Regions from separate parts of the Homo sapiens genome. Here region 2 is linked to region 1. Evidence: chromatin loops called from intact Hi-C (ENCODE). Cell type or tissue: dorsolateral prefrontal cortex. All regions are shown on one strand. Links, peaks and the distances in the headings refer to the core of each region. The heading gives the core; the rest is flanking DNA.

Region 1 (16,113 bases), core at 12,057-16,056:
TCATGCCTTCCTAGCAATCCCCCAAAGTCTTAACTCATTTCAGCATTAACCCAAAAGTCCACAGTCCAAAGTCTCACCTGAGACAAGGCAAGTCCCTTCTGCTTATGAGCCTAGAAAATCAAAAGCAAGTTAGTTACTTCCTAGATACAATGTGGGTACAGGTATTGGGTAAATACAGCCATTCCAAATGGGAGAGATTGGCCAAAACAAAGGGGTTACAGGCCCCATGCAAGTCCGAAATCCAGTGGGCAGTCAAATTTTAAAGCTCCAGAATGATCTCCTTTGACTCCAGGTCTCACATCCAGGTCACACTGATGCAAGAGGTGGGTTCCCATGGTCTTGGGCAGCTCCACCCCTGTGGCTTTGCAGGGTACAGCCTCCCTCTCAGTTGCTTTCACTGGCTGGCATTGAGTGTCTGTGGCTTTTCCAGGCTCACGGTACAAGCTGTCAGTGGGTCTACCATTCTGGGATCTGGAGGATGGTGGCCCTCTTCTCATAGCTCCACTAGGCATTGCCCCAGTAGAGACTCTGTGTGGGGGCTCTGACTCCACATTCCCTTCTACCCTGTCCTAGCAGAGGTTCTCCATGAGGGCTCCACCCCTGCAGCAAACTTTTGCCTGGGCATCCAGGCATTTCCATGCATCTTCTGAAATCTAGGCAGAGGATCCCAAACCTCAATTCTTGACTTCTGTGCACCTGCAGGCTCAACACCATGTGGAAGCTGCTAAGGCTTAGGGCTCCCACCCTCTGAAGTCACAGCCTAAGCTCTATGTTGGCCCCTTTAAGCCATGGATGGAGTGGCTAGGACACAGGGCACCCAGTCCCTAGGCTGCACACAGCATGGGGACCCTGGGCTCAGCCCACGTAACCACTTTTTCCTCCTGGGGCTCCAGGCCTGTGATAGGAGGGGCTGCCGTGTGGTCTCTGACATGGCCTGGAGACATTTTCCCCATGGTCTTGGGGATTAACATTGGGCTCCTTGCTACTTATGCAATTTCTGCAGCTGGTTTGAATTTCTCCTCAGAAAATAGGTTTTTCTTTTCTACTGCATCGTCAGGCTACAAATTTTCTGAACTTTTATGCTGTTTCCCTTTTAAAATGGAATGCTTTTAACAGCACCCAAGTCACATTTTGAATGCTTTGCTGCTTAGAAATTTCTTCTGCCAGATACCCTAAATCATCTCTTTCAAGTTCAAAGCTCCACAAATCTCTAGGGTGGGGCAAAATGCCACCAGTCTCTTTACTAAAACATAACAAGAGTCACCTTTGTTTCAGTTCCCAACAAGTTCCTCATCTCCGTCTGAGACCACCTCAGCCTGGACCTTGTTGTTCATATCACTATCAGCATTTTTGTCAAAGCCATTCAACAAGTCTCTAGGAGGTTCCAAACTTTCCCACATTTTCCTATCTTATTCTCAGCCCTCCAAACTGTTCCAACCTCTGCCTGTTATCCAGTTCCAAATTTGCTTCCACATTTTCGGGTATCCTTTCAGCAATGCCCCACTCTACTGGTACCAATTTACTGTATTAGTTCGTTTTCATGCAGCTGACAAAGACATACCCGGGACTGGGAAGAAAAAGAGGTTTAATTTGACTTACAGTTCCACAGGGCTGGGGAGGCCTCAGAATCATGGCAGGAGGTGAAAGGCGCTTCTTACATGGTGGCGGCAAGAGAAAATGAGGAAGAAGCAAAAGCGGAAACCCCTGATAAACCTATCAGATCTTGTAAGACTTATTCACTATCACGAGACTTGCACAAGAAAGACTGGCCCCCATGATTCAGTAACCTCCCCCCGGTCTCTCCCACAACACGTGGGAGTTCTGGGAGATACAATTCAAGTTGAGATTTGGGTGGGGACACAGCAAAACTATATCACGTGCCAAATGCAAAAATACACATATGGTTGTAATGTACTTTTGTGTGTGTTTTGTTTAATACCACAGTATAAAGTTATTGATGGTTATCAGTCACTGGGAGTACTTTTTGAGCCTTTGCTGTGGTCAGGGACTTGTACACACACCACTTTGAATCCTTGCAACCTTGTAAGGAAGTTAGTTTTCCCTTTTATAGATGAAGTAACTGAGGTACACCTAGCTAGAAAGTGGCACAATCAGCATTTCAACGTGGGACTTTCAGGCTACAGAGCTGGGCTCTTTTCACTGTGCTGAGCCAACCTTCAAAACAGTGACAGCACAGTGTGGTGGTGACTGTTCTGGAAGCTGTCATAGGATCAGAGAAGGAGCATTCTCCTTTGGGCCTGGGGTTGTCCTAGAAAACTTTGTAGAGGGGACAGCACTTGAATGAACATTTTGAGGATGAGGTAGTAATTTTTTTTTGTAATGATGCGAGAGAGGAATGCATTCCAGGCAGGAGGAAATCCATGTAGAGAAGCCTGGAGACTTCAGAAAGCGTATGTCCAGAGCATTTCTGGAATATGAAGTGGGAGAGGGCCATGTGGTAGAAGACGAGGCTGGAAAAGAGGTGAGCAGGGTGCCAGGACAGACATTATCAGCTTCTCTTGAGTTTGCCTTCGCTACGGCCTTGTGTACCACTGGTTAGTTGGGTTGTGCCTCCTCTTTGCTGCCATAACAATCACCCTGTTCTCACCCACATTCATAATGTGCATTCCTTATATAGAAATAATTTCTTTGCTTGCTTGTCTCCTCTGGTAGACTGTGGCCTCTTTCAGAGCAAAAAATAAGGCTTTTTATCCTTGTATCCAGTATAGCCCGGCACACAGAGTAAGTACTCAGGAAATGGTGGAACGATGAAAGAGCCTTGTCTTTGCTGAGGAGGCTCAGTATTAATTATAGTCACCTATGTGTTTACAGCTTTTCTACCTTTCAAGGTTGAGTTGGATTTTAACTGAGTAATTGTAGGATCTGTTCACATTTCCTGAGGCTAACACACCTCTGATAGAAAGAAAACAGTCTTGCTGGTAGCCCCACAGGCCTAAAGCAGAGTTAACTGGTGTAGTCTAAGTTCGGGTGAGGTCACTTGGTCTTCAGATGTCACATCATACTTCTCAGTTCTTCCAGTTCAACTCAGGAGTCATTGATGTAGTAAGGCCTGTGCACATTGTGTTTTGCACTTTGTGGATACAGAGATTAGCCAGAAAGGGAGAGGCAGTAAGGCATGGTGGGGAAAACACAGCCTCTCTACTCCATAGGGTTCCTCTGAAGAACAATTGAGATTATTTACATGTAGTCCTAGTTCAGCCCTTACACTATTCACAGGGGCAGGAAGAAATAACACACATGGTGTGTTCAACAGATTCTAACTTTTTTTATACAGGTTTTTTTTTTTTACAGTTTTACAGTTTATAACAGTATGGTGGTTATAAGACATGTATGTATAAATAACTACTGTGCAAGGATACATTTGAAAAGATTATAATATAGCTAAAATACCATGAAAGCACAAAGAAGGCAGGAATGCTTCATGAAGGGAGTGGCGTTGAATAGAACCCCCAGGACATTTCACAGGGTAGACGGCTGTGTGGATTAAAGGCTTAACTATTGCCTGCTCCAGGACTTCTTTTCTGACCACCCTGTTAGAAGTCGATCTGCCTCTTTTATTCTCTATCAGAATAAAACCTGTACAACTAGTTTTCTTTTTTTTCTTTTTTTTTTTTTTTTTTTGAGACAGGGTCTCACTTTGTTGCCCAGGCTGGAGTCCAGTGGTGTGATCACAGTTCATTGCAGCCTTGAACTCCTGGGCTCAGGTGATCCTCCCACTTCATCCTCCTGAGTGGCTGGTACTACAGGTGCATGCCATTATGCCATGCTAATTTTTGTATTTTTTGAAGAGACGGGGTTTTGCCATGTTGCCCAGGCTGGTCTCGAACTCCTTGGCTCAAGTGATCTGCCAGCCTTGGCCTCCCAAAGTCCTGGGATCACGGGTGTGAGCCACCGCACCCAGGTAAAACTTGTACAATTAGTTTCTAAGTTCTTATTTGTGTATTTGCTTGTTTGTTTTTTGTTTCCTGTTGTCTGTCACCAGACTATAAGCCCTGTGCGGGCAGTGACCATATCTAGCTTGTTCACTGTTGTTATACTCTAGTACTTATCCCATGGTAGGCACTCAAGAAATACTTACACATCCCACTAACTCTGGGAAGTTGTTGATTATCTGGTGTCGTGGTGGCAAAACCACCTGAAAGTAATCAAAGGAAGCCACTTGGTTACATTTGAACTTGTTGTTATTGTTCTGAGCTTTTTGGTTTCTGCTGAGGATATCCTTTTCCCTTCCTTTATCTTTTTTACAGCGCCATTATCATTTAGACCGGATGAATGTGCAAAACAATGAATAGTCTGTAGAGTGTATCTTTAAGATAATGATAAAAAGTCCCTGGAGGACATTTTATAGTGAAATCAGGACTGCGAATTTGAGTTGGAGTTTCCAGGGAGGAAAAAACTTAGACATTACTTTCCTCAGCTGCTTCCTTTGGTGGATGCTATTCATGTGGGGATTTTGTAAAGTTTAATTTTCCAGAGTGCTTTAACATCATGTATTTTTCAATGTGATAAAAAAATTTATTTTAAAGCAGTCTCTGAAAAGAGGTTGTAGGTTTTCTGTTTCAGTGGTTCTCATGGTATCATTCACAGAAGATTCTCCATGGAAGAAGAAGAGTTGTATTTTAGCATTATGTTGTAATACTATGTTTGTATGTACTTTTTCTTTTTTAAACATGTAGTTTATTAATTCATCAGAGGTAACCAGTGAAGATTGTGGCTGCTGATGTCTTTTATCTCACCAGGGTGGAACGGGACCTAAACATTTGAGAACAATTAGTTTTATTACCTTCTATCAATTTCTTGAATAGGTTTTGGAGAAAAGGGTAGCAATAGAATATGCTTTACTGACTTCTATTAAATGCTGGGGGGAGCCTGATGGCCTTGGAACTCTTTTGCCAATTTAGTGGGGCATTTCGTGTTTAAAATGCCCACAGTCAGGGCCACTGCAGAATCTGTTATAAGTGGGCTATAGTGGTGACTACAGCTGTTCAAAAGACTTCCTTTTGTTGATTGTTGTTAAACGAATACTGCTGATGTCATATATTGAGTCCTTCTTCATTGAGATCTTTCTGGGGTGTATTATGACTTTGGAGATTAAACATTGTCATATATGTTAAATATGTAGCAATTTAAGAGAGACATACCTTGGCTTGAAGCCTGGCTTGTTCTCATAATCATGTGCCATGTGAACCTTTCAATAGCCTTCTACTTATTCTTCTTACTTTCTTTTTTTTTAAAAAAAAAAAAACAGATCAGAATAAGTTTTAAAACTCTTGAAGGCTTCCTATTGCCTTTAAATTAAGTTCAGTCTCCCTATCATAGCCCACTTAGCGCTAAGCCTCATCCAGTACCATTCTCTCTCTTGTTCACCACTGATCTTATCTCTCTTTCTACATTAAACTCTTTCTGGCCTCTGGCTCTTTGTATTTTCTGTTTCTTCTTTCTAGAGTTCTTTCTTTGTCTGGCTCCTTCAGGCTTCGGTTCCATTGCCACCTCCATAGAGAGGCCTTCTGTATTAGTTTCTTAGGGCTGCAGAGTATCACAAACTAGGAGGCTTAAAACAATAGAAGTTTATCCTCTCACTTCCCGAGGCCAGAAGTCCAAAGTCAGGGTGTCAGCAGGATTGGTTACTTCTTGGGGACTCCTGGGGAGAGCCTGGTCCGGGCTCCGGGGAAGAGTCTGGTCTGTGTCCCTCGCTAAGCTTCTGCTGGCTGTTGGCAGTCCTTGGCGTTCTTTTGCTGGAAGCTGCTTGACTCCAGTCTCTGCTTCCATTGTCACATGGCCATTTTGCTTTTGTGCATCTGTGTCTTAACATGGCATTCTTCTCTCTGTGCCTCTTTGTCTCTTCTTTTCTTATAAGAACACCAGTCATATTGGATTAAGGGCCCACCCCTCTCCAGCATGCCCTCATCTTAACTAATGACATCTGCAATGATCCTATTTCTAAATAAAGTCACATTCTGAGGTTCTAGGAAGGACATAAATTTTGGGGGGATGCTATGCAACCCAGTATACCTACATGACTTTCAATTTAAAGTAGGCTGTGTTATTGGAGCTATACAGTAGTCCTCCCTTCTTCGCGGGGGATACGTTTCAAGACCCCCAGTAGATGCCAGAGATGTCGGTTAGTACTGAACCCTATATATAGTATGTTTTTTCCTATACATACATACCTGTGATAAAGTTTTATTTATAAATTAGGCACAATAAGAGATTAACAACAATAATGAATAATAAACAACTATGACACATTATGTGAACGCGTAGTCTCTTTCTCTCTCTCAAAATATCTTGTTGTACTGTACTCACCTATTTTCTGACCATGGTTGACCATGGGTAACTGAAACTGCAGAAAGCAAAACCATGGATAAGGTCTATAAGCACACTCATCGGTTATTTATTCCTGGCCAGTGATGAGCAAGGCACTTTATTAGACCACGTTACATATTGTACTCAGCTCTGGGCACACCATCTGTAAGAGGGAATGTTAATTAATCCAGTGTGAGCAGGGTTAGGAGGACTTTAGAATATAGTGTTATATGGGAAATAGTAAGAACTGGGGTTGCTCAGTTGGAGAACAGAAGATTTATGAGGTCATCACAGTTCTTTGCAGGAGGAGTGGTAGTATGCAAGATTGGATTGTGAGTTACATAGATCACAGGTCTGAACTCCTGTTCGTGAGAAACGTGGTTTTTGCCTTTTTTGGAGGTTGAGGGGTCTTTGTCCTTTTACATTATACCAGCAGATACCAGCCTCTATCTCTCAGAAGATGTGATGTAGTTATAACAGTGGTGTCAGGAGAATATTTTGCATGTATAGAAGAAACATTCAGAACAGTCCAGGTGCAATGGCTTATGCCTATAATCCCAGCACTTTGGGAGGGCAAGGCGGGTGGATCACTTGAGTTCAGGAGTTCGAGACCAGCCTGGGCAACATGGCAAAACCCCGTCTCTACTAAAAATACAAAAAGTAGCAGGGAATGGTGGGGCACGCCCATAGTCGCAGCTACTCAGAGGCTGAGGCAGGAGAATTGCTTGAACCCAGGAGACGAAGTTTGCACGAGCCAAGATCATGCCACTGCACTCCAGCCTGGGCGACAGAGTCAGATTCTGTTTCAAAAAAAAAAAAAAAAAAAAAGAGAAACATTTAGAACAATAGACTATAAAGGAAGAAAATCAGTAACACATCATCTTATGTTTAACAAAGCAGAAGAATATAAACTTTCAAGGCCTTGATGATATGCAGCCTTACATTATTTTTATGAGATTATTATTGAAATGCTTATATATCATATATATGAGTTCTGGCAAGATTATTTACTCCTTAAAATAGAATAAATACAGCATAGTTTAGATTACCTTGCAAATCAGCAAACAGATTATGGCAGCATTTGTCTGTGGTGGACAGGACCTCATAGCTCTGGGCATATTCAGGCTGCATGAAGATAGGAATGACCTTAATTCTCTTGCCCCCTGTCCTCTCACAACCCCTTTATGACATTCTCATCCTAGTTTTATCCAACCATTAAACTTCTCTGCTCCTGCTCCTGGGTTGTAAATATCTGCTAAGCGGCAGATTATTGTGCATACCAATTCAGTCTCCAACCTCAGGAGCTTTATGGAGGCCTAGGCATCAGTTTTTTCTTCCATGCTGAACTTTTACCTCTGTCTTTAAATCATTGCCATCCTAGGCTCTCTTTTACTATCTCTTTTAATAGATTACTTTGTCCCTTTACTTCATTGACTAAAAACTAAGGTGTTATATGAGAGGCATTTTAACTAGAATCCTTTTAGTTTCCTCCCTCGGTAATTAGAAAGATAACTCTTGCATCCATCTGTTTCCCAGTGGAGAAGGGGTTCCCAAGTCAGATCCTTCTGTTGGTGCTATTGACCCCATTCCCTCCTTCCTTCCCAGGATCTCGCAGCATCACATATCCCTCACTTACCTAGAGTCTCAACTATTCCCTCCAATTACTTTTTGTCCTAGGGTATTATACCTCTTCCCTGTTTCTTCCTTCTTAAAACTCTGTTGTTGGAAACACAAATTTTACACATTGATCAAATCAACATTTTGCAGCACATGTGGATTCACCAAACACTAGTATGCTGCTGAACGAGCTGCTATGTTGTACATTTTACAGAAAGCTGTTTCTCAGGTAAAGTTATTGTGTCCTGGCTGACAGCCATGACTTTAAAGTCCTTTCCAGTCTTAAAAACTTTGACTTATAACCTTGTCACCAAGATCAATTATATTTTAGGTAATATGCTTTGGTAAAATGCTGATTAGTCCTTCTCCTGCACTCCCTGCAATGTTGGCCTTCTGTCCATATTATTTGTAGTTATATAGAACTGTTTCTTCACCCAGCAGAAGGCATGCATTTCCTGCTTCCTCAGCAGTCCAAATGTTATGTGGTGCTCTTAGATTTAAGGCTTGGGTTCTCCATTAGGCATGTGATTTGTCACTGGGCAAAAGGCACATCCAACTACAGTGTTGTGCAACTCTTCCAAAGCTGGGAACAGACCCACCCAATAAATGAACCTGCACAAACTTGACCTTCTTGGGAACTTTGCTTTCCATTCTCATTTTTGTTTTTATACCAACTGCAGAGCCATGATGCATGCATGCATTCATTTACTCTCTATATATTCATTGGTCTTCTACTACATGCCAGGCCTTATTCCAGTCACTGTGTACTCAGAAGTGGACAAAACAGAAAAAAGTCCCTGCCTATTTGAGTCTATTTCCAGTGGATGTTTTTCATTCACTGTTGGTTTAGAGAAACAATCTTGGATTTCAGCTAGGTTTCTTTCCTCCCTTTCTCCCTCTCTTCCTTCTTTCCTTCCTCCTTTCCCTTCCCTTCCTTCTCTTTCTTCTGTCTCTCTATACCGCTTTCTTTCTTTCCTTCCTTCCTTTCTTCCTTCTTTCTTTTCTTCTTTTCTTCTTCTTTTTTTTTTTTTTTGAGATGGAGTCTCACTCTGTCGCCCAGGCTGGAGTGCAGTGGCATGATCATAGTTCACTGTAACCTTGAACTTCTGGGCTCAAGGGATCCTCTGATCTCAGCGTCCTGAGTAGCTAGGACTATAGGCATGTACCACCACACCCGGCTAATATTTTTATTTTTTGTAGAGACAGGGTCTTGCTATGTTGCCCAGGCTGGTCTTGAACTCCTGGGCTCAAGTGATCCTACCACCTTGGCCTCCTGAAGTGTTGGAATTACAGGTGTGAGCCAGTGCACCTGGCCTAGGTTTTTCTTTTTCCTTATTTATTTATTTATTTTTTGAGACAGAGTCTTGCTCTGTCACCCAGGTGGGAATGCAGTGGTGTGATCTTGGCTTACCGCAACCTCTGCCTCCCAGGTTCAAGTGATTCTCGGGCCTCAGCCTCCCAAGTAGCTGAGATTATAGGCGTGTATCACCATGCCTGGCTAATTTTTTGTATTTTTGTAGAGAAGAGGTTTTGCCATGTTGGGCAGGCTGGTCTCGAACTCCTGGCCTCAATTTGATCCTCCCGCCTCAGCCTCCCAAAGCGCTGGGATTAAAGGTGTGAGCCATTGTGGCAGCCCAGTGAGTCTAATCTCATCTCCCATGTCTTCCCCTCATAAACCTCTTGCCGTAAAACAACAGTTCCTGAATTTATGCTCATTCTGTATAGCTCATCATAGCCTTGCACATGTTTTTCTTCCTTTGCTTGAAATGCTCTTTTGTACCTGAAAAAAAAAAATTCTTCTCTGTGTTTCAGCTCAGATATTACCTCCTTGGTGCAGCCCTCTGTAATTTCCTCAGGCAGGGTGGTGACTTTGGCTTCTGAGCTCCCACAGTGCTTTGTATACAGAACTTAACCACACCACTGCTTGGTTGTTTACTAGCACATTAATCATTTCTGTTAGATTCTCCAGAACTTGAGAAATGGAATTGTATCTTAGTTTTTTTCTTAATACCTGCCTTTTAGTGAGCACTCAATAAGTATTTTTAAATGAAAGAAAAATTTAATATTAATGTGATTTAGTGCAATATAATTTACATATGCCTGTATAGTGAAATAGAAATATAAACATGTATCTTGTAAAATAATATATATCTTCAATGAGATTTTAAATGTTTATCAATCTGCTTTTGAATTATCTTATTATACATACAGAACAATGCATTATCCTAACTCCAGAATCCCCTCATTCTCTTTTACAGTCAGTTTTCCCCTGCACTGGTAACCAATATCCTGGTTTCTGACAGCACAGATTTTGAATCCTGACTTTAAAAAGAAGGGGGATGATTGTTGTTTCAATCATGTGAACATATAATATATTTATTTAGAAAAGAAAGATTTAAAATAATTGGCCTCTGTGTCTGTTTTTTATCCAAGAGTTTGGACTTGAGATCTAAGTTCCCTTTCTGTCCTAAGATTTTCTGAAACTTAATTTAAAACTTAACAAACCGGGTGTGGTGGTGTGCGCCTTTAGTTACAGCTACTCTCGAGCTTAGGAAGGAGGATCGCCTGAGCCCAGGAGTTCGAGGCTGCAGTGAGCTATGATCTGGCCACTCTACTTTGCCTGGGCTACAGAGGGGAGACCCCGTCTCTTAGAGAACAAACAAAAAAAAAGTAATGGTCTTTCCGACTTTACTACTTATATAAGGGCGCCCTCTGGTGGTGTGTCATTTCCTAAAATTTATATGCAGTGCTTGATTACAGCAGCACTTTATCTCTAATTTGGGAGCTTGAGCTGTGGCCCGGTAATTCTTCTAGTACAAAGCTTCCTGAAGCCGTGGGAAGGCATTGATTATGTGGTGCTTTCACAGAGCTGTTTGACCAACAGATAGAATCTCCCTCTAATGAAACACTTAACTGTTATTTGTCAAAACATGTTATTTCTTGATTTACTGGAGCATTTTAGGTATTCTCAACGGCAGGATATTTTCACCTCTGTTTTAGCAGTAAAGCAAAGAGTGTTTTGGTTTCACAGCATTTTGATAACTTAGCAATTCCCCCTCTGGGCCCAGGAGTTCTTGGTTTGAGGAAAGAAAGGTTATTAAGCACTGCAGAATTTTTCGAGAGGGTGTTTTCTCTCCCCATTTGGTTACTAAGCACAATTTTTTTTTCCACATAGATAGATGCTGTTGTGATATTTATTTATACCATTATTGAATTTATAATAGCTTCTCATATTTTCTCAAGCACTGGCTACTAATATATAACACATCTGTGATAATTTTAACATTAAGAAGGGAACCTCATAATCAGAAACACAAGAACCACTTACTTAGAAGATTTAAACTGCATCAGTTGAGCAATTATCTATGGCCGGGCGCGGTGGCTCATGCCTGTAATCCCAGCACTTTGGGAGGCTGAGGCAGGTGGATCACTTGAGGTCAGGAGTTTGAGACCAGCCTGGCCAACATGGTGAAACCCTGTCTCTACTAAAAATACAAAAATTATCCGGGTGTGGTGGTGGGCACCTGTAATCCCAGCCACTTGGGAGGCTGAGGCAGGAGAATTGCTTGAACTCGGGAGGTGGAGGTTGCAGTGAGCCGAGATCACGCCCCTGCACTCCAGCCTGGGTGACAGAGCAAGACTCCGGCTCAAAAAAAAAAAAATTAAAAACAATTATCTATAAAGTATCTGCCATGTACAAGGGCACTGTGGTAGCTATTGTGTTCTTGCCTTTCAAACCATCTGAGTATAGGAGGCTGGGGCACTAAATTTTCCCCATGATGGACTCTCCCATTATCACTTATTTGCTTCCCTTTCTCATTTACCATTTTCTCTTTAAATAAATTTATTTCTAAGAGTCTCATTTTTAAGATTAGGGGCATGTTAGGAAAAAAAAAGCATAGGAGTCAGGGAATGCAGTTCTGTCTCCTGGTTAACACTTATAGAAGTATGTGTAAAGAGGAGCAGTGTCTTATTACATACGAAGATGATTGCCTTTGAAGCATATCTCTGAGAGGACTTCCACCCTTTTTGTTAAGATGGAAGCTCGACCCTCTAAGGTTGGCAATGACGAGAGCATCTTCGTGGGAAGGGAGGACAGTATCTTCTTGGACTCACCTTCCTCTTGGAGGGACTTGTAAACATTTCCTTTGCTACCACTACACTCACTGGGGGATACCGTTTCCTCTTTAATTCTTTAAGTCAAATTTAATCTCCAATACTTTCTGGTATCTTCATTGTATGGATGAGTAAAGGTAGAACATTTAAGCAGGGTTTTTGAAAGGCCTTGACATAATAAAGAAGAAATAAACCAGGAGTCATCCAAGAGCCAGAGATCTGACTCATAAGATGTGGCTTGCTCTCTGATCTTGTCCTACCTCTAGGGTGCCCATGTGTGAGGGACAACTTAGTAGGAATCCACTCCTAGACATCCATCCTTCTCCAACTGTAGATCTAGGGCTTGTCTAAACTCCACCTTCCTTCCATGTTTTAGTCCTTCTTTGGGAACCCGTGTTCTTCTAACATAAAAGTGTCCATCCTTTCAGGGCATATCAAGCTTGCCCAGAAAGCTGTCAGTCTCCATTTAAGAACTCTAATGGAATGTAACCCCACAATCCCCAAATTAATATAAGACACACACATCAAATGGGAGAAAGAGGGTCTTATTTTATTTTAGATCTCTGCATTAGAGTTGGAAACCAGAGCACATGAAAAACTCCTTTAAGGTGCTTTGATTTATTGGAGGCGTAAGTTAATTTTTTTGGTCATGTATATCTCTGGGTATACTTTTTGTATCTTTAGTAAAATTTTAGTTAACTGTTATTAGATGTCTGGGTGCCTGAATAAATCCAACTGCATACTGAATTTTCTAAAACCGAAGGCTGCCAAGAAGGAGCCAATGTGATTTTGGTTTTATCAGTGGCCTAATGGAGTTAGCAATAGTAGTGTAGTAACAATTATTGTCAGGTCAGTGAAAAGACCAACATTCCACATATTCTGCAATGTAACTGTTAGTAAATGGCTGGGAGATTTGTCCTTCATTTTGCAAATTTAGGAGAAAGATACTCACTCTTAAGTGTCGCCTACCGAGGGTTGAAGTTTATAGTCAGCTTTATCTGCATGAGCGTGTTATAATGCAAGGAGTATAAAGATCTGGGTTTTCTTGGAGGCGGGATTGGGTAGGGGTTAAAAGCACATGAAAAGAATTACATTTGATTCCTAATTATTAGTTACATTACCTTGGGCAAGCTCTCTGACCTCTCTGAGCATCAGCCTTCTTATTTTAAAACTGGGTGATGAAAGTGGCCCCAGAGGGTAACTGCCGAGATGGTGAAGGGATCTGTGTAGAGCAACAGCACTGTGGCAGACACGTGGTAGGTGCTCTGTGTTATTCCCTCCCATCCCCACCTCTCCCACCCCCGCTGTCCCCAAGTTGCCATCAAAACTAACAGATGTAATGTTGCTACTGATTTTTCTGGATGCGAACTTTATTCTTGAGTGGTTTTAAAGTCCAAATAATTACTTTTATACAATAAACATCATTTAAAGGATGGTCTCTTTTCTTCTTGCCTACCCATTCTCACAGATCTATTTCTCCTCCACATGGTAAAGTGGGGAAGCATGTTTTGAAATTTCTTGGGCCATAAAAAAAATTATAAAAAAGAAAAAATGAAATTTCTAGGACCACGTGCTAGAAAGAACTGCTGTGCATGACTAGAGAGGTTTGTTTCCTTTCCAAGGTCATACGGTGTTGTCTTTACCATGCTATTATTTATTTTAATTGGTTCAATAAACCAAACTGCAAAAATAAAGTTCTAGCTCTGCCTCTGCCTTGTGACCATGGCTAAGTCATGTGACCTCTTCGAGCCTAATTTCTTCAGTTGAGCAACACAGACGGAATGGTTTCTAAGGCCCTTGTGACCTTTCCGTGTTGTAATTCATAAAATCTTTATTCAGGAGCCCAGAACAGGGAGTGGCACGTGGGTCCCACTTCTCAACAGCAGAGGGCATGCTGCCCCTAGTGTGCCTGGCCATTAGGTGTTGAAAACTATCTAGTTATCTAGCCAGAAGTTGATATCCTTGATGATAGGAAGGAGCCAAGGAAATTCTGTAAATTCATGTTGTGCAAAGAACATTTCACTACGTATTTCCAGTTGTTTAGCACCTAGGTGAAGCACTCAGAAAATAGGAGATTTTGACATTCTAAGGTCCTGTAATTCTGTGAAGAACTTAATCTGTCTCCCATCTAAGTACTCCGTGCTTAGGATTGGTGTGCAAATGGGATAGAGAGGAGAACTAACATCTTTTAAGCACGTATATATCTGGAACTATGCCTGGTACATTAGGTGCATTTTCCCTATCCTCACAGAAATCCTTTGAATTGTATGTGGTTATCCTTATTTTATACAGGAAGATACTAAGGTTCAGAGAGGTTAAGTAATTTGCCCGAGGCTTCACAGTTAGAAGAGATTCAAGTTCAGGTCTTTTAACTCCGAAGTCTGCTTTCTTGCCAGGGTTCCTCTCTCTTTTCCCCAATCTTAACAATCAAGGCTGATTGCTGGGAGCAGGAGTACCTTGGGCATGGCCACACAAGGGAATTTGGCTTTCTCTGGTTCTGAAGTTCTTGTGGCCCTTGTGATTCTAGATGGAAGTGTTTCTCTGGCAAGAACTTTATATCAGTTATATTTAGCATGACATATACAAACACATACCCATGTTTTCAAATCTGAAAATTTTAGACTGGATTATTAATGTTTTTCTTTGTGGGATGCTTTTAAAGGCTACGGCAATATCTCAGTTTACATGAAGACTCAGTTCTGTAGTCAGTGGGTGAGGTGAAAATCATTAGGGCAAAATTATCTTCAAGAATCTCATGGGAAGGCATCTTGTTAGAGAGCCATGAGCTTCCTTTCTTTAAGTCCAACACAGTCAGTCTTTCCTCCCTTGTTGAAACCTGCTGAGTTTCGAAAGGTGTTCCTGTGGTGGTTTCTCATGTTGAGTTTCAAATGATACAGTTAGCTTATATTTGGGGGTATGTTCAGTGGTAATTCAAATCTTTAGACACCAGAGTCTCATTCAGCATGATGAGATACTTACAGTATTTCAGGTACTCTGAAACCTAGAACAAGAGAAGGAATAACAAATTAATGTCTATTTTGGTGCTTATTCTAACTCAGTGGTTTTCAAAACTTTACAGAATCACCTGTACGGCTTGTTAAAGCACAGTTTACTGGGTTTTACCCTCATGGTTTCTGATTCTGTAGGTCTGGGATTCAGCCAAGGGGATTGCATTTTCAGCAAGTTCTCAGGTGAAGCTGATACTGCTGGTCTGGGGACCTCACCTGGAGAACCACTGTACTAATTGAATGGAAGCAGGTGGAATCACTTATCCGTCTTCCTTTCACTGTCTGTCTGCCTTTCTTGCCCTTTCATTTTTAGGCTGAGTGGATATAGTTGAATTAGCTTAAGTTAAATTCAGGGATTGCAGCTCAGCCAACTCTTTATCCCATTGCTTAGCTTAGTACTTGGCCCAAAATAGGAATTCAATAGATTCTTGTTGAGTGAATGATTGAGTAAATTAACATGTATAATGGAAGGGTTTATAGCACATGGACATCATTATTACATACCTCGTCCATAAAAACTGCTTATTTTCCTGAAAAGTAGACAGTCTTTAGATTAGAATATCATATTTTAGGACTACATATGGTGATGATCATAGATACCAGGAAGTTTGCAGTTAGGTAAAGTTTTGAGACACTTGTGTTTTGGGACCAGTGGTATGAATGGGAACTGTGTGTGTAGATAGAGCTGGGTGCAGGAAGTCCCATCTGTTTTAGAATGACCTAGGCAAGTCTTACAGGGTCTGGTTTAGGTCAAAACTAAGCACTGTTCCTGGGAGACTGGAGCAGCGCTGGAACAGCCTATGTCTGACCCAGACTGGGTGCTGCATTCTCATTTCTGTCTTTCCAAAGCACTGAGGAATTTAGCCCCCATGATGCTAAAGGCTCAGTGAGACTCTGTGCTGCAGGGTAAATCTGTAAATTCAGATTGTTGTACATGAATCTTACCATGTTATAGTATTTGATAATTACATTTTAAATAGTAAGTTAAAAAATCTCAAAGGGTAAAAAGAAATCTCAAAAATATATTTAAAATTCCGTTTAAGAA
Region 2 (16,113 bases), core at 7,905-11,904, 88 kb after region 1:
GCTGGATGGGAATCTTAGTGTTGAAGTGAAAATGATTAAAAATAAATTTTAAAATGTGAATGTTGTTTTCTCTGTTGTTGTTTATACATTGAGATTCTTATCTGCTAAAAACTGATAAAATGTGGCAAAGGAGTGCAAAAAAAGTATTTATATAATCTCACCTAAAATATTAACATTAATAACTCGAATTAATTGAGTGCTTACATATGCCATGAGACATAATTTTTTTTTAAAACGTATATAGATTTTGGGGATACAAGTGCAGTTTTGTTACATGGATATATTGCATAGTGGTGAAATCTGGGCTCTTAGTATAGCCATTACCTGAATAGTGCACACTGTACTCCTCAAGTAATTTCTCATCCCTCACCCCCCTCCCACTCTTCTCAGTCTCCAGTGTCCATTATTCCATGTGTATGAATTATTTCACTCCTGCTTATAACTCCAGTGTCTATGCCCACGTATATGAATTATTTCACTCCCACTTATAACTAAGAACATGCAGTGTTTCATTTTCTGTTTCTGAGTTCACTTAATTGCTTCCAGTTCCATCCATGTTGCTGCAAAAGACATGATTTTGTTCTTCTTATGCTTGAGTAGTATTCCATTGCACATATATATATACACCACATTTTAAAAATCCAATCATCCACTGATGGATACTTGGGTTGATTCCATATCTTTGCAATTGTGAATAGTGCTGAGATAAACATACCTATGCAGGCATCTTTTTAATATAATGATTTATTTTCCCTTGGGTAAATACCCAGTAGTAGTATTGCCAGATCAAATGGTAGTTCTATGTTTAGTTCTTTTAGAAATCTCCATATTGTTTTCCATAGAGGTTGTACTAATTTATTTAATCCTACAGTCTTATGTGGACAGTATTAAGGTCCTAGGGAAATTAAATAACTAGTCCAAGCACAGACCATCACTAAGTTGTGGAGTTAGGATTCAGATCCAGGATAATGTGATTTGAAAGCCATTGCTCTTTTCCAGTATGAAGCATCTAATGCTTCCACACTACCACCACTAGGTAGAAACATCCTCAATGAAATAATACAGGTTTAATTTATGAACATATTAAAAAGCGAATACATCGTAAAACATGTAGTTCAATTGCAGAAATACTAGGAAAATCCAATATTAGTAAATATAATAATAAAATCATCACATATAAATCATCTTGATAAAAGTTAAAAAGTAATTTGAAATGAATTATATACCATGGTTAACTGGAATTTATTCCAGGTATTCAAAACTGATTCAACATTTTAAAAATCAATTAATGTAATTTTTCACATCAACAGACTAGAGAAGAAAAATTATAGAATTTTTCAAATGTAGAGAAAGCATTTGACAAAATCCAACACCCATTCATTATATACATTCTCAGAAAACTAGGAATAGACAGAAACTTCAAGTCTGAGAACAAAATAAGGATGTCTCCCTCACCATTCCTATTCAACTTCACATTGGAAGTCCTAGCTAATGCAATAAAATAAGAAAAGGATTTAAAAGGGATATGGATTGAAAAGGAATAAGTATAACTATGCTTGTGGATGATATAATTATCTATTTGGAAAATTCTAAAGAACCAACAAAAAATCCTGGAACCACTACGTGATTATAGTGAGTTTGTAGGAAAAAAGATTAATATAAAAAACTCAATTGCTTTTCTATCTAATGGCAATGAACAATTAACATTTTAAATTAAAAACACGACTTCTTTTATATTATCACTAAAAATGACATAGTTATAAACTTAACAAAATATGTATAATACTTATATGAGGAAAACTATACAACTGTTAAAAAATCAAAGAAAACAAAAATGAAAAGATATTCCATGTTCACGGACAGCAAGAAAATGTTATTAAAATGTCAGTTCTTCCCATATAGATTTAACATAATCCCAATCAAAATCACAGTAATTTATTTCATGGATATTGGTAAACAGATTCTGAAGTTTATATAGAAAGGAAAAAGAACCAGAATATCCAACACAATATGGAAAAAAAAAATAAAGTCAGAGGATTGGCACTCTATGGCTTCAAGACTTACTATTGAGCCATAGTGATGAAAACATTGACAAAGTAATAGACAAATAGATCAGTGGAACATAATGGAGAGCGCAGAAATAGACCCATGCAAATATAGTTCAACAGGACTTTGACAAAGGAGCAAAGGCAATTCAATGGAGAAAAGGCTTTTCAATAAATAGTGCTGGAACAACTGGACATCACCATGCCAAAAACCAAAATAAACAAAACAAAACTTAGACACAGATTTTACACCTTTCACAAAATGAACTCAAAATGAATCATAGACCTAAACATGACACAAAAAACTACACAACTTCCAGAAGACAACATGGGAGAAAATCTAGGTGACCTTGGGTTTGACGATGACTTTTTAGATATAGTACCAAAAGTATGATCCATGAAAGAAAAAGTTGATAATTTAGACTTCATTAAAATTAAAGACTTCTCTGTGGAAGATAATATTAAGAAAATTTAAAGAAAAGCCACAGACTGGGAGAAGATATTTGCAGAACACATATCTGATAAAGGACTTACACCCAAAATATACAAAACACCCTTAAAACTTAACAATAAACAACCAACCCAATTGTGTTAAAACAACCCAATTACAAAGTGAGCAAAAGATCTGAACTGAAGCACCTCCAAAGAGAATATACAGTTTGCAAATAAGCATATGAACAAATGCCCAACATCATATGTTATTACGTAATTGCAAATTAAGACACCAATACACACCTATTAGAATGGCTAAAATCCAAAACACTGACAACACAAAGTGGTGAAAATATGTAACAACAGGAATCCTCATTCATTGCTGGTGGAAATGCAAAATAGTAGAGCTATTTTGGAAGATAGTCTATCAGTTTCTAACAAAGTTAAACATAGGCTTACCATATGATTCAGCAATTTCACTTCTTGGTATTTGCCCAGATGAGTTGAAAATTTATCCACACAGAAATTTGCACATGAATGCTTATAGCAGTTTTATTCTTGATTGTCAAAAATTGGAAGCAACTAAGATATCCTTCAATGGGTGAATGGAAAAACATACTGTGTACAATGGAATATTATTCAGTGATAAAAGAAATGAACTATAAAACTGTAAAAAGACATGGAGGAAACTTATATGTATATTGCTAAGTGAAAGAAACCAATCTGAAAACCTACTTACTATATGATTCCAACTATTTGACATTCTGGCAAAGACAAAATTATAGAGACAGTAAAAGGATCAATGGTTGTGTTACCGGTTGAAGGTAGTTGTTCAGGTTCTTGGCATTTTGAACAAAGAATTGGACAAAATGCGCAAACAAAGCAAGGCAGCAAAAGCAGAGATTTATTCTAAAAGAAAGTACACTCCTCAGGGTGGCAGTGGGCTCAAGCAAGTGGCTCAAGAGTGTCGGTTACAGATTTTTCTGGGATTTAAATACCATCTAGAGGTTTCCCATTGGTTCACTCTATGCAAACGCAGTAGTGGCCCATCACCAGTCTGATTGGTTGTAGGAGGGGACCAATCAGAGTGAAGAGTAGGCCCATGACCAGTCTGATTGGTTATGGGAAGGGACCATTTAGAGATATTGTCATTTTTCATCTGCCACCCAGAAAAAGGAGGGGTTGAAAAGGAAGTAGCCTCTGATGTCCAGTCAGCATGAATCGGCCTTAGGTTCCCTGCCTCCAGACCCTATTCTCTGCCTCAGTTGGTAGAGGTTTGGAGAAAAGGGACAAATAATTGTAACACAGGGCATTTTTAGGTCAGTGAAACTATTTTGTGTGACACTGGAAGAGTGGATACATGGCATTAAGCATTTGTCAAAATTAATAAAACTGTACAACCCAAAAAATGAACCCTATGGTAAACTATAAACCTTAGTTAATAATAATGAATCAATATTGGCTTATCAGTTGTAACAAATAGCACAAATGCAAGATATTAATCATAAGAGAAACCATGTGTGCATGGGGAGGGTTTTCATGGGAAATCTCAGTTTCCGTACAATTTTTCTGTAAGCCTAAAACAACTCTAAAAAATAAAGTCTATTAAAAATCGTTATTAATAAAATTCAATATCTATTCCTGTTTAAGTGTCTTTGTTTTATCAATGAAAGGTTACGTTTTGAATGTGACAGATTCTACCTATCTTTAGCCACCAGTCAACAATTACTCTATCATTTCTTCTCTCCTCTTTACTGTAAAATTTCCTGAAAGTGTTGGCTATACCCACTCCACTTTCTCATCTTCTAGCCTATCCTAATTCTTCACGATCATAATGAAACCACTCTTGTTTACCAGTAACAATTGCCGTCCTGTGTCAAAAACCGAATGGTTGATCTCAGCCAGCATCTTTCTTGATCTCTCAACAGAATGCAACAGTTTTGTCTCCATGACACTACATTCTTCTCATTTTCTCCTACCTCATTGGCTACTCATGACCAGCTTCTTTTGCTGGCTCTTTCTCTTCATTCTGAATTCTAAATGTTGAGGTGCTATTAGACTCTTCCTTCCCTATATGATCTCATTTAGTATCACGGCTTTCTTTACATAACTTTTACATATTGATGTCCTGGGTTTTATCTCTGGCCCTGACCTCTTCTCTGAGCTCTAAACTCATGAACCCAACAATCTTCACTTTGATTCTAAGAGGCAGGTCCATCACATATAGTTTTAGGTGCACACACACACACATATACTTACACACATATATACATATATATGTCTCAGAATCAATATACATCTCAACATGAAAAAATATATATAACTTAGGGAGGCCAAAGCAGGAGGATTACTTGAGGCCAGGAGTTCAAGACCAGCCTAGGCAACATAGTGAGACTCTGTCTGTACAAAAATTTAAATATATATATTTATGTATCTATATATAAGTCTATATATATAGATATATATAAGATATATCTATATATGTCTATATATATATATATAAATATATATATAAATGTAGATGGCACTCCATTGAATCCCCTAGAGTTGTGCAACACATCATCCTTAAATTCGGTATTTTAAAATTTAAATTTAAATTTAAAATTTAATTAAAATTTAAAATTAACATGGCCAAAAGAGAACATTTTCCTCAAGTTCATTCTTACTCCAGTCTTTCCCAACTGAGTACAAGGCACCATCTTCACTCCCTGTACTACAGAGGCTAGAAAATATACATTTACTGAACTTTCTTGCCATAGGGTTCTAGGTATGATTTAAGTTCTGACAATAAGATGCATTTACTTAAGACTTGGAAGGTGGAGGCCAATCATCTATGATGGTGATGGCTAATGTGTTGGCCCTGGCAGACATGGGATTTGCAACCATCAGTCTATGTTTCCCCATGAGGAACAAGAATGCCATTATGGAACACCGGTCAGAGTGGGGACTAGGGAGATCAGGTGAGAAATCACATTTTGGTCGCATGTGCCTGTAGTCCCAGCTATTTGGGAGGCTCCTGGGAGAATTGCTTGAGCCTGGGAGGTCGAGGCTGTAGTGAGCTGAGATCATCACGCCACTGCACTCCAGCCTGGGTGACAGAGGAAGACCCAGTTTCAAAACAAAAAACAGAAAACAAAACAAACAAACAAACAAAAAGTCATCAGAGATATTGGCCACTAGTTTTCCTTTTTTAACGTGTTTTTTATTTTTTAAGTATTTTTTGAGAGGGAGTCTTGCTCTGTTGCTCAGGCTGGAGTGTGGTGGCACAATCTTGGCTCACTGCAACCTCCATCTCCCAGGTTCAAGTAATTCTGTTGCCTCAGCTTCCTGAGTAGCCAGGACTACAGGCACCCACCACCATGACAGCTAATTTTTGTATTTTTAGTAGAGACTGGATTTTGCCATGTTGGCCAGCCTGGTCTTGAACTCCTGATCTCAGGTGATCCACCCACTTCAGCCTCCCCAAATGCTGGGATTACAGGTGTGAGCCACTGCACTTGGCCTTTTAATGTGTTTTTGTTTGGCTTTAATAACAAAGTCATATTGGCCTTGCAGAATGAGTTTGGAAGTAATCCCTCCTCCTCTATTTTTCAGAAGAGTTTGAGTAGGATTGGTGTTAGTTCTTCTTTAAATGTTTGGTAGAATTCAGCAGTAAAACCACTGGGTCCTGGGCTTTTCTTTACTGGGAGACTTCTTATTATAGCTTTGATGTCATTACTTGTTATTGGTCTGTTCAGGTTTTGGATTTCTTCATGGTTTAATCTTGGTGTGTTGTATATGTCTAGGATATGCCCATTTTTTCTAGATTTCCCAATGTAACGACATAGAATTGGTCATAGTAACCACTAATGATCCTTTGAATTTCTTCAGTATCAGTTATAATGTCTCCTTTTTCATCTCTGATTTTATTTATTTTGACCTTCCCTCTTCTTAGTCTGGCCAATGCTTTGTAAATTTTGCTTAACTTTTCAAGAAAACCATTTTTGTTTGATTGATTATTTTGTATTGTTTTCTTCATTTCAATTTCACTTATTTCTTCTCTGATCTTTATTATTTCTTTTCTTCTACTAATTTTGTGTTTGGTTTGCTCTTGCTTTTCTAGTTATTTAAGGTGTATTGTTAGGTTGTTTATTTGCAGTTTTTCTTCTTTTTTGATGTGGGCACTTATAGCTGTAAATATCCCTTATAGTACTGCTTTTGCTGTATCCCACAGGTTTTGGTCTGTTGTGTTTCCACTATCATTTGTTTCAAGAAAATTTTCCACTTCCTTTTTTATTACTTCATTGGCTCACTGGTCATTCAGGATCATATGGTTTAATTTCCATGTATTTTTATAGTTTCCAAAATTCCTCTTGTTTTTATAGCTTTATTCCATCATGGTCAGAGAAAATGTTTAATATTATTTCAATTGTTTGAATGTTTTAAGACTTATTTTATGACCTAACATATGGTCTATCCTTGAGGATAATCTTTGTGCTGAGGAAAAGATATTCTGCAGCTGTTGGATGAAATGTTGTGTAAATATCTATTAGGTCCATTTGGTATATAGTGCAGATTAAGTCCAATGTTTCTTTGTTGATTTTCTGTCTGGAAGACCTTTCCGATGCTGAAAGTGGGGTGTTAGAGTCTCCAGCTATTATTATATTGGAGTCTATCTCTCTCTTGAGCTCTAATAATATTTGTTTTATATATATGGGTGCTTCAGTGTTGGATGCATATATATAAAATTGTTATATCCTTTTTAGCAATTCAGACCCCTTTATCATTATATAGTGACCTCCTTTGTCTCTTATTATAGTTTTTGTCTTGAAATTTATTTTGTTTGATATAAGTATAGCTACTTCTGCTCTTTTTTGGTTTCTATTGGCATGGAATATACTTTTCCATCCTTTTGTTTTCAGTCTGTGTATTTCTTTATATGTGAAGTGTTTATTTTGTTGGCAACAGATTATTGGGTCTTGTTTGTTTTTAATCCATTCAGGTTCTCTATGTCTTTTGACTGAAAAGTTTAGTCAATTCCATTCAATGTTATTATTGATGAGTAAAAATGTACTTTTGTCATTTTGTTATTTGTTTTCTGGTTGTTTTGTGGCCTTCTCTTCCTTCTTTCTTTCCATCCTGTTTTCCTTTTAGTGAGGACAGTTTTCTCTGGTGATATGATTTAATTGCTTGCTTTTTATTTTTTGTGTATTTGTTGTATGTTTTTTGGTTTGAGATTACCATGAGGCTTGCAAATACTATCTCATAACCCATTATTGTAAGCTGATAACAACTTAATACTATTTTCATAAACAAACAAGCAAAAAGGAAACTAATAAAAATTCTGTCTTAATTTTGTTGCCCTACTTTTTAAAAATTTGTTGTTTCTATCTACATCTTATTGTACTATGTCTTGAAAGTTGTTGTGTTATTTTTGATTGGTTCATCATTTAGTACTTCTATTTAAGATTAGTTTACACACCACAACTACAGTGTGATAATATTCTGTGTTTCTGTGTACTTACTATTACCAGTGAGTTTTGTATCTTCAGATGATTTCTTATTTTTCATTAATGTCATTTTCTTTCTGATTGAGGTACTCTTATTAGCATTTTTTGTAGGACAGGCCTGGTGTTAATGAAATCCCTCAGCTTTTGTTTGTCTGGGAAAATCTTTATTTTTCCTTCATGTTTGGAGAATATTTTCACCGGATATACTATTGTAGGGTAAAAGTTTTCATCCTTCAGCACTTTAAATATGTCATGCCACTCTCTCCTGGTCTGTAGAGTTTCCACTGAAAGTCTGCTGCCACATGTTTTGGCACTCTATTGTATGTTATTTGTTTCCTTTCTCTTGCTTCTTTTAGGATTCTTTCTTTATCTTTGACCTTTGGGAGTTTGATTATTAAATGCCTTGAGGTAGTCTTCTTTGGGTTAAATCTGCTTGGTGTTCTATAACCTTCCTGTATTTGGATGTTAATATCTTTCTCAAGGTTTGGGAAGTTCTCTGTTATTATCCCTTTAAATAACTTTCTACCACTAACTCTTTTTCTATCTCCTCTTTAAGGCCAATAACTCTTAGATTTGCCCTTTTGAGACTATTTTCTAGATCCCATAGGTGTGCTTCATTGGTTTTTATTCTTTTTCTTTTTGTCTTCTCTGACTGTGTATTTTCAAATAGCCTGTCTTCAAGCTCACTAATTCTGCTTGATCAGTTCTGCTATTAAAAGACTCTCATACATTCTTCAATATGTCAATTGCATTTTTCAGCTCCAGAATATCTGCTTGATTCTTTTTAATTACTTCAGTCTCTGTTAAATTTGCCTGATTGAATTCTGAATTCCTTCTCTGTGTTTTCTTGAATTTCTTTTGAGTTTACTCAAAACAGATTTTGAATTCTCTTTCTGAAGGTTCACATATCTCTGTTTCTCCAGGATTGATCCCTGCTGCCTTATTTAGTTCACATGGAGAGGTCATGTTTTTCTGTTTATCAATTATTGATATCTTTAGATGTTCATCTGTGCTGGACATTGAAGAGTCAAGTATTTATTGTAGTTTTCTCAGTCTGGGCTTGTTTGTACCCATCCTTCTTGGTAAGGTTTTCCAGATATTCAAAAGGATTTGGTTGTTGTGATCCAACCTGTGACTGCTTTAGGGGGCACCACAAGTCCAGTAACACTGTGGTTCTTGCAGACTTGTAGAAGTACTGCCTTGATGGTCTTGGATAAGATCCAGAATTCTTTGGATTACCAGACAGAGACTCTTGTTCTCTTCTATTACTTTCCCCAAACAAACAGAGTCTGTCTCTCTGTCTATTTTGAGCCACATGGAAATGGGAGTGGAGTGACTCAAGCACCCCTGTGGTCACCACTAATGGGACTGTGCTGGATTAGACCTAAAGCCAGCACAATACTGGGTCTTTCCCAAGGCCCGCTGTAATCATTCCCTAGCTATGGCCTATGTTTGCTCAAGGCCCTGGGGCTCTACAATCAACAGGTGGCAAAGCCAGCCAGGCCTGTGTTCTTCCCTTCAGGGTGGTGAGCTCTGCGAGGCTCCAGGTGGGTCCAGAGGTGATGTCTGGGAGTGAGAGAGAGAAGTGCCGTCTGGAAGTGATTAGAGTCAAAAACCTTAGAAGTCTACCTGGTGTTTTATTGTATTGCAGTTGAGCTGGCACTCAAACTACAAGACACAGTCCTTCCCACTCTTCCCTTTTCTTCCCAAAGGCAGAGGAGCCTCACCTGTAGCCACTACCATCACAGGTGCATGGGGAGTACTGCCAGACTACCACTGATGTTCTCTTAAGACCTGAGGTTGCTTCAGTCAGCTTGTGGTGAATGCTGCCTGGCCTAGGACTCACTCTTCAGGTCAATGGGCTCCCTTCTGGCCCAGGGCAGGTCCAGAAATGCCATCGAAGAGCCAAGATTTCCCTCTGGCTACGGCTGGTTTATTGCTCCCTCTGTGGGTGGGCATCAGCTGAATTTGTTCTGGTTTTATTTTCTGTTATAATAGGGCAGCTCTGAGTTCAATGTCTCAGAATTGCTGCTCTCTCCCTCCCCCTAGTGCCCAGAGATGTGTACCACTGCTGCTGGGTGATGGGTGAGGGGTTGGTATTGATGATTCAAGACTTTCTTTTTCTTCCTGACTCTTCAGTGCCTCTTTCAGTGATATGAAGTTGAAACCACGTACTGTGAGTGCCCACCTGATTTTTGGTTCTTATGAAGGTGCTTGTTTTGTATAGATAGCTGTTAAATTAGTGTCCTTATGGGGAGGATGATTGGTGGAGACTTCTAGTCCGTAATCTTGCTCTTCTAATACTTTCATGTTCAATATTTTTAGAAACTGCCAAACTGTTTTCTGAAGTGGCTGCACCATTTTGTATTCTCACCAGAAATGTGTGAGTGTTTCAATTCTCCACATTCTTACTGACACTTGTTATTGTCTTTTTTATTTTAGCTATCCCAGAGAATATAAAGTCACAACTCATTGCTGTTTTATTTGTACCAATGAAGTTGAATATCTTTTCCTATGCTTATTGGCCATTTGTATATATTCTTTGGAGAACTGCCTATTCAAATCACTTGCCCATTTTAAAACTGTGTTGCCTTTTTATTTTGAATTGTAAGAGTTAGTATATATTCTGGATACAAATATCTTTTCAGATATATGATTTTCAAATTTTTTTTCCCATTCGTGGGTTGTCTTTCTACTTTATTCATACTATTCTTTGCAGTAACATGTTTTAAATTTTAATGAAGCTCCTTCTATTTTTTTCTATCTCTTGTGCTTTTGGTGTCATATCTAAAGATAGACATACAGATTAATAGAATAGAATTGAAAGTCCAGAAATAAACCATTATGCTTATGGTCAATTGGTATTTGTAAAAAGTGCCAAGACAATTCAATTGAAAAAGAAAAATAAATGGTGTGGGATAACTGGATATCCACAGGCAAAAGAATGAAGTTGAGCCCTGAACTCACACCATATACAAAAATTAACTCAACTGGAGAATAACTCCAAATATAAGAGTCAAAACTAGAAAACTCTTAGAAACAAGAATAAGTATTTGTAATCATGGATAATTTTAAGGGAATTGATTTTTCAGATCCTTAGCTTCATATTTTAAATTTTGGAGTCCTAAAATACATCTGCTTAAGAATGTGCCTGTGTGTCCAACTGCTCTTCTGGTACTTTACAGATTCTGTTAAGGTATGCTGAATTCAGGCAGATGAGAAAAGAAAAGTGATATCCTGACCTTACCCTAACACTTTTCACAAATAAGAACAAACAACTACGTAATGACCCACAGTCCAGAAAACACTTTGTAATTTGAGATAAACCATGAAACAACACTTTATCTTTTCTTAAACCAATTAATAGTTTTGCTTAGCATTAATTCCTATCAGAGATGAAGGATGAAGGATTTGGTTTATTTCTTCTAAGTTATTGACTTCCACTTAGAAAACAACTACATGGCTCACTGCTTGCAATGCTGACCTTAGCAGTTGTGTAGCACCCCTTGCATATACAATAATCACATGAGAAGCTACTGTTTTTCTTTCAATGACAATAATGGACAAAACAACACTAACTTTGTTCTTTTTGTCTGTAAATATTGCTATAGTTTTTATTCAGTGCATGCATTCTTTTGGAAGCTGGCCCCTTTGCAAGCAACTTCTCTCAGCATTCAAATTTGTCTCTGAATCTTTGTCATAGAGTGAGGCGGTGGGAATACAGACAATTTTTGTCTAATGATTATACCTTTTATCTGATTATTTAAAAAGTTTATTGCCTTTGAGAGGAGTCTGGAAACAAAGCAAAGTGAGAGGTTGGTAAAAAATACCAATGCCAAACAAGTCTTTAAAAAATACATTTAAATGTAAGAAATTCTTTTTAACCATTCTAAAAACTAATACCTAGGGTTGTATCATTAGAGAAAAGAAAAGCTCCTCTGAACAGCTAATGAAGTAGACATTACATTATATAGGTAGGTGATGCTGATTGCTTTAAATGCAATTGGAATGTGTGCTGAGGCTGCCAAAATTTTCAAGCTACAGTGGATCAAATCCATGGATGAATTTTTCATGATTGCTTTCCAATTCAGTATGTTTCATTTATTATTGTAGTTAAAACCAGTTTTATCATAAAATTATTTTAATTATAGCTAATTCTCATCTCATGTCCTTATATAGAAGTTTAAAGTTTTCTACTTCCTATTCATAAAAAAAAAAGAATTTAAAAATTCGATGTGCCAGAATTACTAGGTTTTGAAGATATACCTGTACTCTCCAATATGGTAGTGACATGTGGTTTTTGAGCACTTAAAATGTGGCTGGTCTACCTTCCTTACACCATATACAAAATTAACTCCAGATGGATTAAATACTTAAATGTAAAACCCAAACCTATAAAAACTTTGGATGACAACGTGGGCAATACAATTCAGGATACAGGCACAGGCAAAGCTTTCATGATGAAGACACCAAGAGCAATTGCCAAAAAAGCAAAATTGACAGATGGGATCTAATTAAACTAAAGAGCTTCTGCACAGCAAAATAAACTATTAAACAGACAACCTACAGAATGGGGGAAATTTTTTGCAAACTATGCATCTGACAAATGTCTAATATGTATCATCTATATTAAAACACAGGCAAAGGACATGAAGAGACACTTTTCAAAAGAAGACATACACGTGACCAAAAATCATATGAAAAAAAGCTCAACATCACTGATCATTAGAGAAATGCAAATCAAAACCACAGTGAGATACTATCTCACACAAGTCAGAATGGCCATTATGAAAAAGTAAAAAAATAACAGATGCTGGTGAGGTTGTGGAAAAAAAGGAACACTTATACATTGTTGGTGGCAGTGTAAATTAGTTCAACCATTGTGGAAGACAGTGGGGCAATTCCTCAAAATCCTAAAGACAGAAATACCATTCGACCCAACAATCCCATTACTAGGTACATACCCCCAAAATATAAATTGTTCTATTATTAAGACACATGTACGTGTATGTTCATTGCAGCACTACCCGCAATAGCAAAGACATGGCGTCAACCTAAATGCCCATCAATAATAGACTGGATAAGGAAAATGTGGTACATATACGTCATGGAATACTATGAAGCCATAAAAAAGAATGAGATCATGTCCTTTGCAGTGACATGGATGAAGCTGGAGGCCATTATCCTTAGCAAACTAATGCAGGAACAGAAAATGAACCACCACATGTTCTCACTTGTAAGTAGGAGCTAAATGATGGAAACACATGGACACAGAGGGGAACAACACACACCGAGACCTATCAGAGGGTGAACGGTGGGAGGAGGGAGGGAGAGGATCAGGAAAAATAGCTTATGGGTACTAGGTTTAATACCTAGGTGATGAAATAATGTGTACAACAAACCCCCATGACCCAAGTTTACTTATGTAACAATCCCGCACATATACCCCGGTCTTAAAAGTTAAGAAAAAAGAAAAGAAAAGAAATGTGGCTGGTCTAAATTGAGATGTACTCTGAGTGTAAAACACACACTATATTTTGAAACTTAGGACAAAAAAGTAAAAATCACTATTTTTTACATGGATTGCGTTCTGCGCAGTGATAATATTTTTGGTATATTAGTTTAAATAAAATATGTTCTTATAATTTTTTTTTCTGTTTCTTTTTCCTTTTAAAAATGTGGCTAGAAAACCTAAAACTACATATGCACCTTGCATTTGTGGCTTGTATTATAACTTTTGTTGTATAATGCCGATATATATGTTTATCTTCCATTAAATGTGAGAACATGTTTGATCATATATATGTAGTCTAGAGCAGAAATCTTCAAACGTTTTGCTTGCGTATCCCTAAAGGAATTTTATTTTATTTATTTTATCTATTTATTTTCATGCAGGGACTCGCTCTGCTGCTCAGGCTGGAATGCAGTGGCATGACCAAGACCATGCCTGGCTAATTTTTATTTATTTATTTATTTTTGTAGAGATGAGGTCTCACTTTGTTGTACAGGCTTGTCTTGAATTACTTCCTGGCCTCAAGCTATCACACCCACCTTGGCCTCCGAAAGTGCTGGGATTATAAGCTGTGAGCCACCTCACCTGGCCTCTCCCTAAAGGAATTTTAAACAGCTTCATACCCCCTCACATATTTTCAAGTTGACATCTGCCATTTTCATATATGTTTAAATATTGCAAGGAATGTATTTTTAAAATACATTACAAATATTGACATTTTAAAAAAGAAACTATTTTATGACTCTGAAATGAATCCATGCAAATTTTTATGAAACTCATGTATTTTGAAACAGCATTGGCTGGGCACAGGTGGCTCACGCTAATAATCCCAGTACTTTGGGAGGAGGGTGAGGCAGGCGGGCCACCTGAGGTCAGGAGTTCGAGATCAGCCTGGCCAACATGGTGAAACTTAGTCTCTACTACAAATGCAAAAATTAGCTGGGCGTGGTGGTGGGTGCCTGTAATCCCAGCTACTCAGGAGGCCAAGGCAGTAGAATCACTTGAACCCAGGAGGCAGAGGTTGCAGTGAACCGAGACCATGCCACTGCACTCCAGCCTGGGTGACAGAACAAGACTCCGTCTCAAAAAAAAAAAAAAAAAAAAAGGAAAAGAAAAGAAAAAAGAAACTTACTTATCATCCATGTAAAAAAAAAAAAATGAACGGCCGGGCGCGGTGGCTCAGGCCTGTAATCCCAGCACTTTGGGAGGCTGAGGCGGGTGAATCACGCGGTCAGGAGATCGAGACCATCCTGGCTAACGCTGTGAACAAAAAAAATTAGCCGGGCGTGGTGGCGGGCGCCTGTAGTCCCAGCTACTCGGGAGGCTGAGGCAGGAGAATGGCATCAACCCAGGAGGCGGAGCTTGCAGTGAGCCGAGATCAGCCACTGCTCTCCAGCCTGGGAGACAGTGAGACTCCACCTCAAAAAATAAATAAATAAATAAATAAAATAAAATAAAATAAAATAAATGAACAAACTCTCTTTCAATATTTGAAAATTTTGTATTCATCTTTTTTCTTATTTCTTTTCCACTGCCTTAAAATAATTTTATTCTTAAGTAAAATATTGAAAGTCTCTTTGTAGATTATCCTATCATAGTTTTTTGCAACAAATGTATATATTCATGTGTATGTATAAATATTATAAAATTTCTTATGACCATAATGACGATAAAGCTTCAAAGTATCAAAACCTTTCTTTTTGCTTTATCATTTCTATTATTAACTGATCAAATCAACATAAATATTAAGCAACTTAATTAATGATTATTAAAGATAAGAGATAAGGTCATATTTGTAAATGCATTTCTTAATGAGATGGATGGGATGGTGGACTTCACAGTGCCTTGATTGAAGGGCTTGTAACATGATCTCTTCATTTTGATGCCCTTGACATTTTACACTTCATGACAATACACTGTCTTAAGATTTGAGATTAATCATCTCCATTTTTATTATTATTATATTATTATTTATTTCAAAATAATCACAAACTTATCAAAGAGTTGAGATACAATACAAAGATTTTTTTGTGGGTATAAACCATTTGAGAGTAAGTTATGACATGATGTCTCATCACTCCCAAATACTTTAGTGTAACTTTCTTGTGAGGAAGGCCATTCTTGTACATAAGCACAGTACAAGAGTTAATATTGGGAAATTAACATTGGTACATTATTACTATATATTTCTTAGATCCTATTCAAGTTACACCAGAATTTGCTCCTTATCACTCCTTGCATTTAGGTGTCCTGTCTCTTTTGTGTTATTCATTTTAGAACAGTTCCTTAGTCTTTCCTTCTTTCATGACTTTGGCAATTTGAAGATTATAGGCCAGCTACTTTGTAGAATGTTCCTTGATTTGGGTTTGTCTACTATTTTCTCATGTTGGATTCAGATTATGCATTTTAGGCAGAAATATTTCAGAGATGTTTCTGTATTCTCAATGCATTCTTATATCAATGATATAAGATTTCAATCTCTCCCTTAATTGATGTTTACACTGATCACTTAAGTTGTACCCTCTGTCAAGTTACATATCCACTGTAAAATTACTCTTACACTACACAAAATACATATTTGTGGAAAGGTATTTTAAAGCTTTGTAAATATTCAATTTCTTAACAAATCTTTAAT

What was found. Peaks named below come from ENCODE experiments on the same cell type or tissue, not always from the same donor. Only the 100,000 strongest peaks of a DNase experiment are listed, where the experiment ranks them.
Region 2: it touches region 1 in a loop (3-fold over the local background); 16 of 110 quality-filtered maps call a loop at or near these places.

What each region holds. Positions count from the first base shown.
Region 1 is chr11:82,862,220-82,878,332 of GRCh38, reverse strand. The region is part of intron 1 of PRCP (prolylcarboxypeptidase); the gene reads left to right. Among named protein-coding and RNA genes, the nearest start is that of PRCP, 30 kb to the left of the region's middle. RefSeq lists an enhancer at 10,501-10,760. In dorsolateral prefrontal cortex, for the core only: CTCF peaks have their summits at 13,730 and 13,937 (motif pointing right); a DNase peak (open chromatin) is centred at 13,932; H3K27ac peaks cover 3,137 bases.
Region 2 is chr11:82,769,814-82,785,926 of GRCh38, reverse strand. LINC02734 (long intergenic non-protein coding RNA 2734) reads right to left here and starts at 4,425. Exons shown (of 3, transcript NR_183631.1): 1 at 4,332-4,425. In dorsolateral prefrontal cortex, for the core only: CTCF peaks have their summits at 9,763 and 9,963 (motif pointing left); no DNase peak of the experiment used is centred there.